2 separate regions of the Homo sapiens genome follow, and region 2 is linked to region 1. The links are chromatin contacts, found by Hi-C or POLR2A ChIA-PET in ENCODE. All regions are on one chromosome and are shown on one strand. The core of a region is the stretch at or near the end of the contact, and the rest is flanking DNA. Distances in the headings are between cores, read along the strand shown. Region 1 overlaps GPR141 (G protein-coupled receptor 141). Region 2 has its middle 82 kb from the start of GPR141.

Evidence for each region. Hi-C counts contacts between places; a loop is a spot of excess contacts on that map. ChIA-PET counts read pairs that join two places held with the same protein, here RNA polymerase II (POLR2A). Pooled maps may share reads with other maps.
Region 2: a loop to region 1 is called in a map with no recorded cell type, with 1.8 times the contacts of the local background. The contact joins two enhancer-like sites. A Hi-C loop is called at or near these places in 1 of 168 maps with a recorded cell type or tissue (heart right ventricle), 3 of 37 single-sample maps with no recorded cell type and 2 of 50 pooled maps. POLR2A ChIA-PET finds 5 or more read pairs at or near these places in 2 of 52 experiments (K562 and WTC11).

Annotation. Positions count from the first base shown.
Region 1 is chr7:37,703,852-37,709,447 of GRCh38, reverse strand. All of the region lies in intron 2 of GPR141 (G protein-coupled receptor 141), which reads right to left. Among named protein-coding and RNA genes, the nearest start is that of GPR141, 23 kb to the right of the region's middle. RefSeq lists a silencer at 3,319-3,536. Within about 2 kb of position 3,212, at least 2 of the 41 ENCODE cell types and tissues checked have a DNase peak (open chromatin) inside an H3K27ac peak, as active enhancers do.
Region 2 is chr7:37,763,223-37,768,818 of GRCh38, reverse strand. No RefSeq gene overlaps it. Among named protein-coding and RNA genes, the nearest start is that of GPR141, 82 kb to the right of the region's middle. RefSeq lists an enhancer at 2,460-2,929. Within about 2 kb of position 2,743, at least 4 of the 41 ENCODE cell types and tissues checked have a DNase peak (open chromatin) inside an H3K27ac peak, as active enhancers do.

The DNA of each region.
Region 1 (5,596 bases), core at 1,963-4,462:
TACAAAATACATATACTATATGCAAGAGATTTGTTAACAATAAGTTAAGTAAATTATGCTCCACTCACATAATCTACTATGCCATTAAAATGATGTTTACTAAGAATATTAAATAAAATAGAAAATTTCTGTGATAAAGAAGACAACCCTGTATGCACACTATGATCTTTACCAAATAATCCAAATATATTTATTTATTGGAAGTAACTGTACCAAATATTTAAGCATTGCTGCTTTGGGCAGGTGGATCATGAATAATTTTTATTTCTTTCTGTGTACGATGATCTCTCATTTTTCTGCAATAATAATAAGACTATTTTCATATGCTTTTCTAATATACCTTCACCATGCAAAATTATCCTATATTTCTTAGTTGCCTAATGACAGAAACAAAACAGTCTTAGATGCACTCAAAATAGGTGCTATAGCTTGTGGATATATATATAATTTTACTCGGCTTAATTAAAAATATAGTTTAATAATACCTCCATTTCAGAGTCATTTAGCACATAAATGAGATATTACATATGAAAAAACCTTCATAAGCCTTTACATACGCAGTTCGCTTTGAATGTAAAATGTTGAGAAGGCTTGAGTGAGATGTCAAACCTGAACACACATTGTAATCTATGAAATGTTGTAAAAATGGTAGCCCCTATGACTTATTTAAATGGGTGCTTTAAGGAAAGCATTTGAGCTTTGATACCTTATTGCTCTTCTACACTCTAGGTGGCTCTTACATAATGAAGCTAATAGTTATGCATGAAAGGACCCTGTCTGTACGAGGTCAGTATCCTATAAATGTCACCCTGATTTCCCTCTTGAGTTTCTTGGAGTTATGTGCCTCTTCCCAGAGGAAACCCCTGACTTTACTGTATGTACAGCATGATATTATTGCTCTCAGACAGGATGCGTACTCATTTTTCCCAGGTCTTATAAGGTCAGCTTTAGCTTTCACCACTCTCTGAACATGGCACCTTATTGGGACACCACCATTCCAGTACTTCTTCTAAAGCATAGAGGAAGAAATGTGTCTTCCTAGTACAAAAAATAAATTCAAGAACAACTCTCTGCTTAATTCAAATGCAGGCTGCTTTTGGCCAGCTTTTGCGTTTTTTTTTTTTTTTTTTTTTTTTTGCCAGCAATTTGTCAAGAGGCAGTATGAAAGAAATGCTGGCAAGACTAGAAATGCTCACAAGACCAGATTCTGAGCTGAGCTCAATGACTAGATTAGTCATTTACCTGGATTCAACCACATGTCCTCATCATGCTTCAGTATGGCCACTTATAAAATTTTATCATTACATCTGTCAGGCTGCTGTGACGGTTTCAATGAGCTAACTTCTATATCCAAAGCATCTGAGAGGTCACATACTAGCTTAGAGGTCATATACACTCCAATGTTCTCTTCAATTTAGGAAATTTCTTTAGCATCTGAAAATTTCCAAGGTCAAAATATTCACACTCTGTTTTGAGAGGCAGTCTGTGGTGTTGTTAAAAATAGTTGCTGGAAAGTCCTTTATCACATTGTGCAGAAATCTGCCTCCCGAGAAAAACCCTGTCGTAGCATTGCAATGTAATTGTTTTTCCTCTCTAGCTGGTATTTCCTTGTCAACTGAATATTCCTATTTTCTCTCTTTGCTCCCAACCTCCATCTTCCTCTGTGTCCTGTCATCCTTTCTTGTTCAGGCAAGTAACTAAAGTTTCTAGTGTAGTATATGACTATAAGCGTTGGCTCTAAAATCTTGCCTTTATTATTTACTAGCTGGGCCATCTTGGGCAATTTACTTAATGTCTCCATAATTTATTTTCCTTATCTGTAAATTGGGGTGATTATAATGTTACCCGTTTCATAAAGTTTTTGTACTTATAAAACACATCATAAGACTTGGCATAGAGTGTACACTTGATAAATGCTTATTGTTGATGAGAGTGATAAAGATAGTATGGTTTTCAGTACCTTCCTCAGAGGGCCAGGATATTTGGACACTGTAGTTCATCAATGACCTTCATAAATTATAATGCCACAACTAGAGTCATAAAAATGTTACAATCAGGGAAGCTCAGAGTACAGTGGGATATATACCACTTGATTTGAATATTAGCTATCTGAAATTGAGCAAGTTGTTTGACCTCTCTAAGCCTACATTGATAAAATGGGGATAATGGTAATAACGGTATCTACTTGTAAGGTACAAACTATGTGCAAATTACCATTCTCAGCACTAAATTTAAAAATACTTAGAATTGTCTTGGCAAGAAGTAAACATTCTATTATTATGTAGACGTTCTGGGAGGTTCAGGACCTGAGGTTACCCTGCCCCTGAGAAATCCCACAAGGCTCTGACTACAGTTCTGTCTGGCTCCACCACCAGACACTTTTTAACAGGAAGGAGGTAAAGGGGAGGAGAAGAGGGTCAGGGAAGCTCTGGAGGGAAAGGGAAAGAGGAAGAGGCAGTGGGCGTGGAAGAGAAGAAAACGTACCAGCTGGGTGGGTGGTTGCTCTCAGGAGAGAGAAGAGGGAAAGCCACCATCTCAAGAAGGGGCAGTTCTTATTTTCCTTTGTCCATGCCCAGGCTATTTGCAAGGGTCTCTGGTCAATCATTACGATTTATATGAAAAGAAAATGTATGTGAAAAAGCGTCCTACAAAATTCACGCTGTCACTTGCATATAGAGAGGCAATGATATGGAGAACAAAGGATGTGAACTTTGGTATCAACACATTTTCCTTTTGTATAGTCACATTTTCATGACACCCATCATGAAACCTCTCCATTTGAGTACTAGGTTCAGCTGAGCCTCTGCCAAGTGTGGCCTTTGTTTGGCTAGAATCCTCTTAAAAGTTATTTTTGCCATTGATTTGTGAATTCTTTAACGCTTCCAGATGAGCGGAAGGAACTATGGTGGGGGGTCAGGGAAGATATTCCCACTTCCTCCTGGTACTCACAGAAATCTGCAGGGTGGAAAAAAGCTCTTCACTGGGAGTGTTAAACCTCAAGCCTTCTTCTTGAATCTGGATAAATGCTTTTACAAATATTTTGCTGTTTAAAGTTCACTAAAACAACAGAGTACAACAGTGCTCTGAATTTTGGAAGTTCATCTATCCCAAACCAGTGATTCTCAATCTGGTTTTTAAATGCTCTCCAAGTATTTCTCAATCTATTGACAGACTTGCACCATCTTGTCCCTTCTATGCATCCGTAGAGTCCCTGGCCACAAAGGTTAGCGTTAGACGCCATGAATAATAAGAGCTGTTACTGTGACACCTGCAGGTAGAACTGAAGAGAAGCCATTATTTTTGTGTGTGTGTAAACACCATGCAGGCCCGAGAGCTTCTGGAGGAAGAAGACCTGTAGTTCGCCAGTGGGTCTCAGGCTTCTTCTAAACCACCCTCATTGGAGCAAAGCAGCTGCCCTCTTTAGTGGTAGTTTCCAAAGATTCTCGCATTTCCTGATTTCTGGAACAGGAGCAGCAGCTTTTTCTGGTCTTTCCTCTCTCAGCCCGTTCAGTGCTGTCGCAGCCTCTGATTCCCTACATTAGACCCCTTCCTGTTTCAAATACCTGGAGTGGTTTCAGTTTTCTCATGGCATCCGGATTGATGCATCAACTGTGGCTGCCCTATAGAATTGCCTGGGAAGCTTTTGCAAAATAGTGACACGTGGTTCTCACTTATGGGAATACCGTATAGCTGTCTATATTTTTTATTGCTCTCCAAATATTTTCAATAGGCATCCCAGAATGAAAACCATTTTCTTAATTGCAAATTTGAATTTTCAGCCTCAGGCTTTGGTATCTTTTCCCTCAGACCCCCATCTCATTGTCACTTCAAATCAGGTTTACCAAGTCAGAGAACTCACTTTATTTCTTGCCCTCAATATGTTTTCTCAACATATTGAGAAGAGGCCAGCAAGCAATTTCCAATGTAAAAACCCTAGATTTGCAGATGTACTTTCCTTCAGACAATTAGCATAAGCCAGAATCCAACTGATATATCGCAGTCCCCAGAATTTCCTTTCTCTACTGAGGTTATAGAAATAATATTATAAATGGAGAATACATTCTCTAGATGTATTTATGCTGTGATGTAAATAATTTATCAGTGATATAGGTTTTACCATTTAGTCTGGTGATCAAACCAACATTTAGAGTATTATTTTCTATGGCAGAATATTCTTCAAAAGAGCAAACACATGAATTGTGGACTGCCCATCTGAAGTCAGTAAAAATTCCTAAAGTTGCAGATTGAGGCCTGCATTCTGTTCAGAGCTTTAATAGAATGTTTTAAATTTAACATATTTTAATTGTCTTCAATATCAAAGTAAGCTTTCCTTGGGTTTTTAGAGAAATATCTAAATAATACCAGGGTTACATTCAACTATACATATATTTATTCATTTAATAAGTATTATTAGAGTGGCTATTGCATACTAAGTATTGGGCTTGTCACTGAGCACATAGCAATAACTCTGATGTGGAATTTGAGGCAGAGTCAGTTAGTGTTGACCTCGGTTCACAGTGGAAAGTACCCTAAAATGCGAAAAATCATTTTTTAAACATCTTTTAAAAACTCATGGATGAGTTAAAAATAAGTAGAAAGTCTTAGTAGAAAAGAATAATTTCATAATACATAAATCAAGAAAGGTAAGCGAGTAAATGAGTATAAAAGCAGAGGCAGCTCTGAAGTTATTCATCAATGCTGGAGACTTAGATCTTTCCTGTTAACAGACCCATATACACAGCACAACAGGGACAAAGCCTGGGCCCCATATAAGGTGTAAAGTCAGATTGGACTCGACCACACTGATATGATTTAGCTGTGTCCCCATTCAAATCTCATCTTGAACTGTAATCCCTACAATCCCCATGTGTCATGGGAGGGACTCAGTGGGAGGTAATTGAATCATGGGGGTGGTTTCCCCCATGCTGTTCCCATGATAGTGAGTGAGTTCTCACAAGATCTGATGGTTTTATAAGCATCTGGCATTTCCCCTACTGGGTCTCATTCTCTCTCCTGCCACCCTGTGAAGAGGTGCCTTCTGCCACGATTGTAAGTCTCCTGAGGCCTCCCCAGCCATGCGGAACTGTGAGTTAATTAAACTTCTTTCCTTTATAAATTAACCAGTCTCAGGTGTTTCTTCATAGCAGCATGAGAACAGACTAACACACACACAAAGCTACAACCTAAGAAAAGGAAAACACTTGGAAAAAAAAAAATCAACTCCAGAGAAAGACACAGTCTACTTACTTGTCCTAGTTTTAGCTTTGGGTGGAAAAGAAAAAATATATTCTCCCCACAAAAATTCATAACCATAAGACAGCTTTGTCAGAGTTTGGACAAAGGAATCTATACTATCAGTGGGTCTCAAAAAATCCCATGTTGAAAATTTAGTTTGAAATGGCCCAGGGTTTCTGGGTATCTGGCAGAAGGTAACTAGCAATAGCAAATGCCAATGCAAACGTACATATATAAAATAATGTAATATATTAAAAGTAAGTGATTTTTTAAAATGTATAGGCATTTTGAAAAATAACCAAAAATTACTTTTCGAAAGTTGTATTTTTGAAAGTGAAAAATATACTAATAGAACCAGAAA
Region 2 (5,596 bases), core at 1,494-3,993, 60 kb before region 1:
CACTTAGCAATATTTCATAACTTGAATGTTTCCTCACTTTTTAAAAAAAAAACATAAATTCCTTCTTCCTACTTCTTTTCATTTTATTTTTCTCAAGGCTTATCTTAAGATATCGCACCTCTAACATATTTCCTTCTTCAAGGGAAAGTGTCTTAAGAAATGCTGCACAAAAGTAGTCTGGGTTCTGTTTTTGAAATGACATGAAATCATGTTTTTCTATATGCCCACAAGGACATTCATGCCTAACGATTTCTGTGAATAATGTAACTTAAAAACATATAGGCCAGGCACAGTGGTTCATGCGTGTAATCCGAACACTTTGGGAGGCCGAGGAGGGCGGATCACTTGAGGCCAGGAGTCCAAGACTAGCCTGGCCACATGTCAAAACCCCATCTTTACTAAAAATACAAACAAACAAACAGACTTCTTGCTTGGTTCCATTTATGTTTCATAATTTTATTATCTGGTTTGCACTTTTAAAGCTGTGGCAAGAGAATAAATACTAGCAGTAAGAGTATCTTAGTTGGCTTCTGTATTCCTGCATTCCCTTTTCTTTGGCAAGGTACATTTTAAAAAATCTCAATATCAAACAACTTATGTTTGAATATTCAAAACAAGCTTTTTTAGGAACAATAAAAAATGTTATTGCAGAACAATCAGCCATTGTATCTAGAATTTAGGTAAAAGTCCTGATGGCTGGATGATAAATGAAAAAATCCAGAAGACTAGTTGCTGAGAGAAAGCATAGGATCATAAAATTGTCAGTGTTCAAATGAAACATCAATAATCTAACACAGCCACTAATCTTACTGTAAGGCATCAGAGCTAGAGAGGTTTCAAGCCTTGCCACATCTCACATGAAGGAGGATGCGGAGACAACCCTTGTCTTGCTTGGGCTTATATCTTGGACCTGCACTGCTTAAGGCAGCAGCCCCAAGTCAAATGGGGCTGAACCCTTGAAATGTGGTCGTCCTAGTTGAGATGTGCTTGAAGGTAAACTACACACTGAATTTTGAAGTCTCACTATTAAAGAAAAGAAATGTAAGATATATTGTTAATATCCTTATATGGATTACAAGTTGAAGCGATTATATTTTTAACATATTATGTTAAACAAAATGATATACGAATTTCACCTATTTCTTTTTACTTTTTAAAAAATGTAGTTACTAGGGAATTTAAATTTTCTCACATGGCTGGCATTATATTTCTATTGTATTTAAACTTAGATGGTTAGCTCTTTTGGTCCTGAATACTAACCCTATTGAATGAGAAGGGCATAGTCTGGCCTCATGGAAGGTTTGTCTCACTATGATTTAAGGAGTTTTGGGGGGGAGGGGGCATAAATTGTGATTTTTTTAATTGGAAAAATTAAAAAATCAGCTCACAATGGGAGTGGATTTGAGGCAAATTGTGCAAGCAGATTTTCTTTAAGTGGCTAAGCAAAGTTTAAAAAGCAAGTAACAATGGAAAAAAAAATGTTTCTGGTACAGGACCAGCAGTACAAAAATAGTGTACGAGTACCTAGATAACATACCCATTTTGCAAAGTGCAACTTTTAAGTACACTATTTTAATGACTTTATTTGTTGCTTAATCCTTTGGATCATTATAAAATAGTTTTATGAATCAATCAATAGCCAGGAAATTTGAGGTATATTTCCTACCTCTATTGTTTATCGTACGTGTGTTGGTCTCTAGTCCCACTTAAACTCTACAGCCCATGCCTGGCAATTAGGGACTAACACTATGGATAGAGGTATATGGTTTTACCAGAATTCCTGACTGGAAAAAACAATCAGCTTTAACTGGTTAGAAGTCATCAGTGCTGGTTTATCTATTAAATAAATCACTTCCGTAAGTCTGACAGTGCCTTAGAAAGAAGCACTTTTCCCTGGAGACTTCACCTATGCGGAGCACAGAACAATGAACTCCAGAGCCAGCCATTGCTGGGAGATGGAACAACAGTAAGGAAAGCTGAGAGAAGCATGGTGTCAGTCCAGGGCTATTCCCTGCAAGCAGCAGAAACTTTGCCTTGGCTGACATTAAACAGAAAAGGAGGTTTTGCAAGGTTATTAGTTGGTTCACAGAATAATTGGGAAGATGCAGAACTAGTTTCTGAAAATAGGCATGAACGGAGGGCAGCCAGAACCACAGCCCAAATCAAGACTCAGAACTTGATCTTAGGGTGGTCAACGCCGCACTGCAGATGCTGCAGATTCCCCTGCAGTCACTGTTGACCCTGCACACTGAGGCTGAAACTGCCACCCCCAGACTCCAGCAGCAGGTGACCCACTTGCGCTGGTATGCTCAAAACTCTTTGCTGGTTTTAAACTGATAGTCTGGGCTCCTGAGAACCCCCTCTGTCTTCAGCAAAGCAGGACAGTTGGTCACACTAGTCGGAATAAATTCTCCACCATCCACGGCTCCCATGTTCAAGTGCTGGGCATGTATGTCTGATTAGGCCCTGCTGGGTCACCTAAGTTCTGGCTGCCAGAGAGATGAAGAGAGAGGGTCTGGCCATCTATCTTCCCTAGTGGGTGGCTGCCCCAGCTTTCCATCAGAGGCTTATAACTAAAACATAAGCAGACTACTTCTCAGTAATTTGAGTTAAATAGAGGAAACGGAACACAAAGAAAAGCAGCCAGGAGCAACAGGAACTGGTGGCTCTCCTTCTGAGGCAGCGTCCTGTGGTCAAAGGAGGAGGTGCTTTGCTGGGACTCATTTTGTTCATTCGAAAGTTGGAGAAAGGACTCTAAAGGAGCTCATGTAAGGAAAGTACCTAGCCCACATCACATGCTCAAATATTTCTTTCCCCTTTCTTCTGTTTTTCACTTTCTTTTCTCACCCCTTCATTGGAATCTGATGTCACTGCTGTAGAAACTAAACTGATTTACATTCTCTACCAACTAGCCATTATTAAAAATTCAAGTAATAATGTGTAGAACTCATCACTTACTAGAACTTATCAATTACTGTGTTTTATTTATTTATACTTTTGAAGTTACTTATGTCTTAGTTGCAAGTTGCGAGTTCTACATAATGCTGTGTCACTGCACATTTCTTCCCAAATCTGTGTTTGGTGACATCACTCGGATAGCTTGAAATTGGCCTGGTGGGAATTGGCAAATACTACAAATCAGGGCTCAATTTATTTTTTATTGACTGTCTAGACTTATGGAAGTGGTAGAGAAAATGTTGATAAAGCAGATTAAACTTAGAAGTGTGTTGTGTGTCTGTAGTTATTACACTGACCAGCACTGAAATGAAAAATACAGTTTTCTAGTATTCAACCACTATTACACAATTCAACAGGGAACTTGCTCACACCATGGACAAAACAGTGAATTTCCGAGACGTGAGTCTTCATTGTTTGACTTTTGTCTTACATGAGATAAACAAATGTGTCAACTAACTTATTCATCAGTTGCAAACAAAGGTTGGCTATAGATAAGAGTTTGGTAAAAATTAATAAAAGCATTCTGTGGGAACTAACTGGCTGTATGGAATTTATAATAAATAATATTGTGTATATAATATATATGCATATACACATACATACACACACACGCACATACATACACACACACACAGAGGTTTTTTTTAGGGAGAAGGGAACCAGTTGTTCAAAAATTACCAGTACACCACAGTGAGCTGCCCTCTTTAAACGTGATCTATCTTTACAATCATATTATTATTGTTGTTTTTAATTTTTATTTTACTTTAAGTTTCTGGATACATGTGCAGAACATGCAGGTTTGTTACATGGGTATACATGTGCCATGGTGGTTTGCTGCAACTATCAACCCGTCATCTAGGCTTTAAGCCCCAAATGCATTAGCTATTTGTCCTGATGATCTCCCTCTCCTCCTCCCCCTACAGGTCCCCATATGTGATGTTCCCCTCCCTGTGTCCATGTGTTCTCATTGTTCAACTCCCACTTATGAGTGAGAACATGTAGTGTTTGGTTTTCTGTTCCTGTGCTGGTTTGCTGAACAAGATGGCTTCTGGCTTCATCTATGTCCCTGCAAAGCACATGATCTCATTTGTTTTTATGGCTGCATAGTATTCCATAGTGTATATGTACCACATTTTATTTAACCAATCTATCATTGATGGGCATTTGGGTTGGTTCCATGTCTTTGCTATTGTAAATAGTGCTGCAATAAACATACATGTGCATGTATCTTTATAGTAGAATGATTTATATTCCTTTGGTTATGTACCCAGTAATGGGATTGCTGAGTCAAACGGAATTTCTGGTTCTAGATCCCTGAAGAATTGCCACACTGTCTTCCACAATGGTTGAACTAATTCACATTCCCACCAACAGTGTAAAAGCATTTCTATTTCTCCACAGCCTTGCCAGCATCTATTGTTTCTTCTGTCAGTTCATCCATGTCATCCTCCGTCCAGTTCTGTGCCCTTGCTGGAGAGGTGTTGTGATCATTTGGAAGAGAAGAGGCACTCTGGCCTTTTGGGTTTTCTGTGTTTTTTTTTATTTTTTCTCTTCTTCATAAGTTTGTCTAGTTTTGATCTTTGAGGCTGTTGATCCTTGGATGAGGATTTGTGGGGACTTTTTTGTTGATGCTATTGTTGTTGCTTTCTGTTTGTTTGTTTGTTTGTTTTTTAATAGTCAGCTCCCTCTTCTCTAGGGCTGCTGTGGTTTGCTGGGAGTTCACTTCAGGCCCTATTCATCAGGTTCACTCCCGTGCCTGGAGATGTCACTCGAGGAGACTGGAGAACAGCAAAGATGGATGCCTGCTCCTTCCTCTGGGATCTCTGACCTCGAGGGGCACCAATGTGATGCCAGTAGAAATGCTCCCATATAAGGTGTCTGACAACCTCTGTTGGAGGATCTCACTCAGTTGGATGGCATGGGATGCAGGACCCATTTAACGAAGCACTTTGGCTGTCCCTTGGTAGAGGGGGTGTGCCTCGCTGTGGGGAAACCTACTCCTCTGGGCTGCTCCGATTCCTCAGAACTAGAAGAACAAAAGACCAAGTCTGCTGGTCCACGGAGACTATGGCCACCCCTTCATGGGCTCAGGCCCAGGGAGATTAGAGTTCTGTCCCTGAGCCCCTGGTTGGAGTTGTTGGAATTCCTGCAGGGAGGCCCCACCCAGTGAGGAGGAATGGGTCAAGGTCAGGCCTGAAGAGGCACTTTGGCCGTAGTCTGCCACAGCCGGTTTGTTAGGCTGTGGCGAATACCTCTTGGGACCCAACCGTCCAGCCTCCTTGGCTCCAGCAGAGGAAAAGCGTGGCCTGGAGCTATAGAGATGGCTGCCGCCCTTCCCCTGCCCTGGGAGCATAGTGTGTTAGGCAGCTAGCATTCCCAGTGTTGCCTGCCGCCCCTCCTCCAAGGAGCCCAGAAGGCTTAGACAGCAGGCAGCTGCAGCTGTGGCGATGGCCTCCCCTCTCCTCAAGAACTGGGCAAGCTTAGGCAGATTCTAGCTGAGTGGCTGTTGAGAATCTGCATGGCTCCATAGTTGGGACGCTAGGCCACGGTGGCTTGGGTTCACGAGTGGGATCTTCTGATCTGTGGGTCGCTCAGTTGCATGGAAAAAGCACAGTTTCCCAGGCTGGGTAGTGTGCTC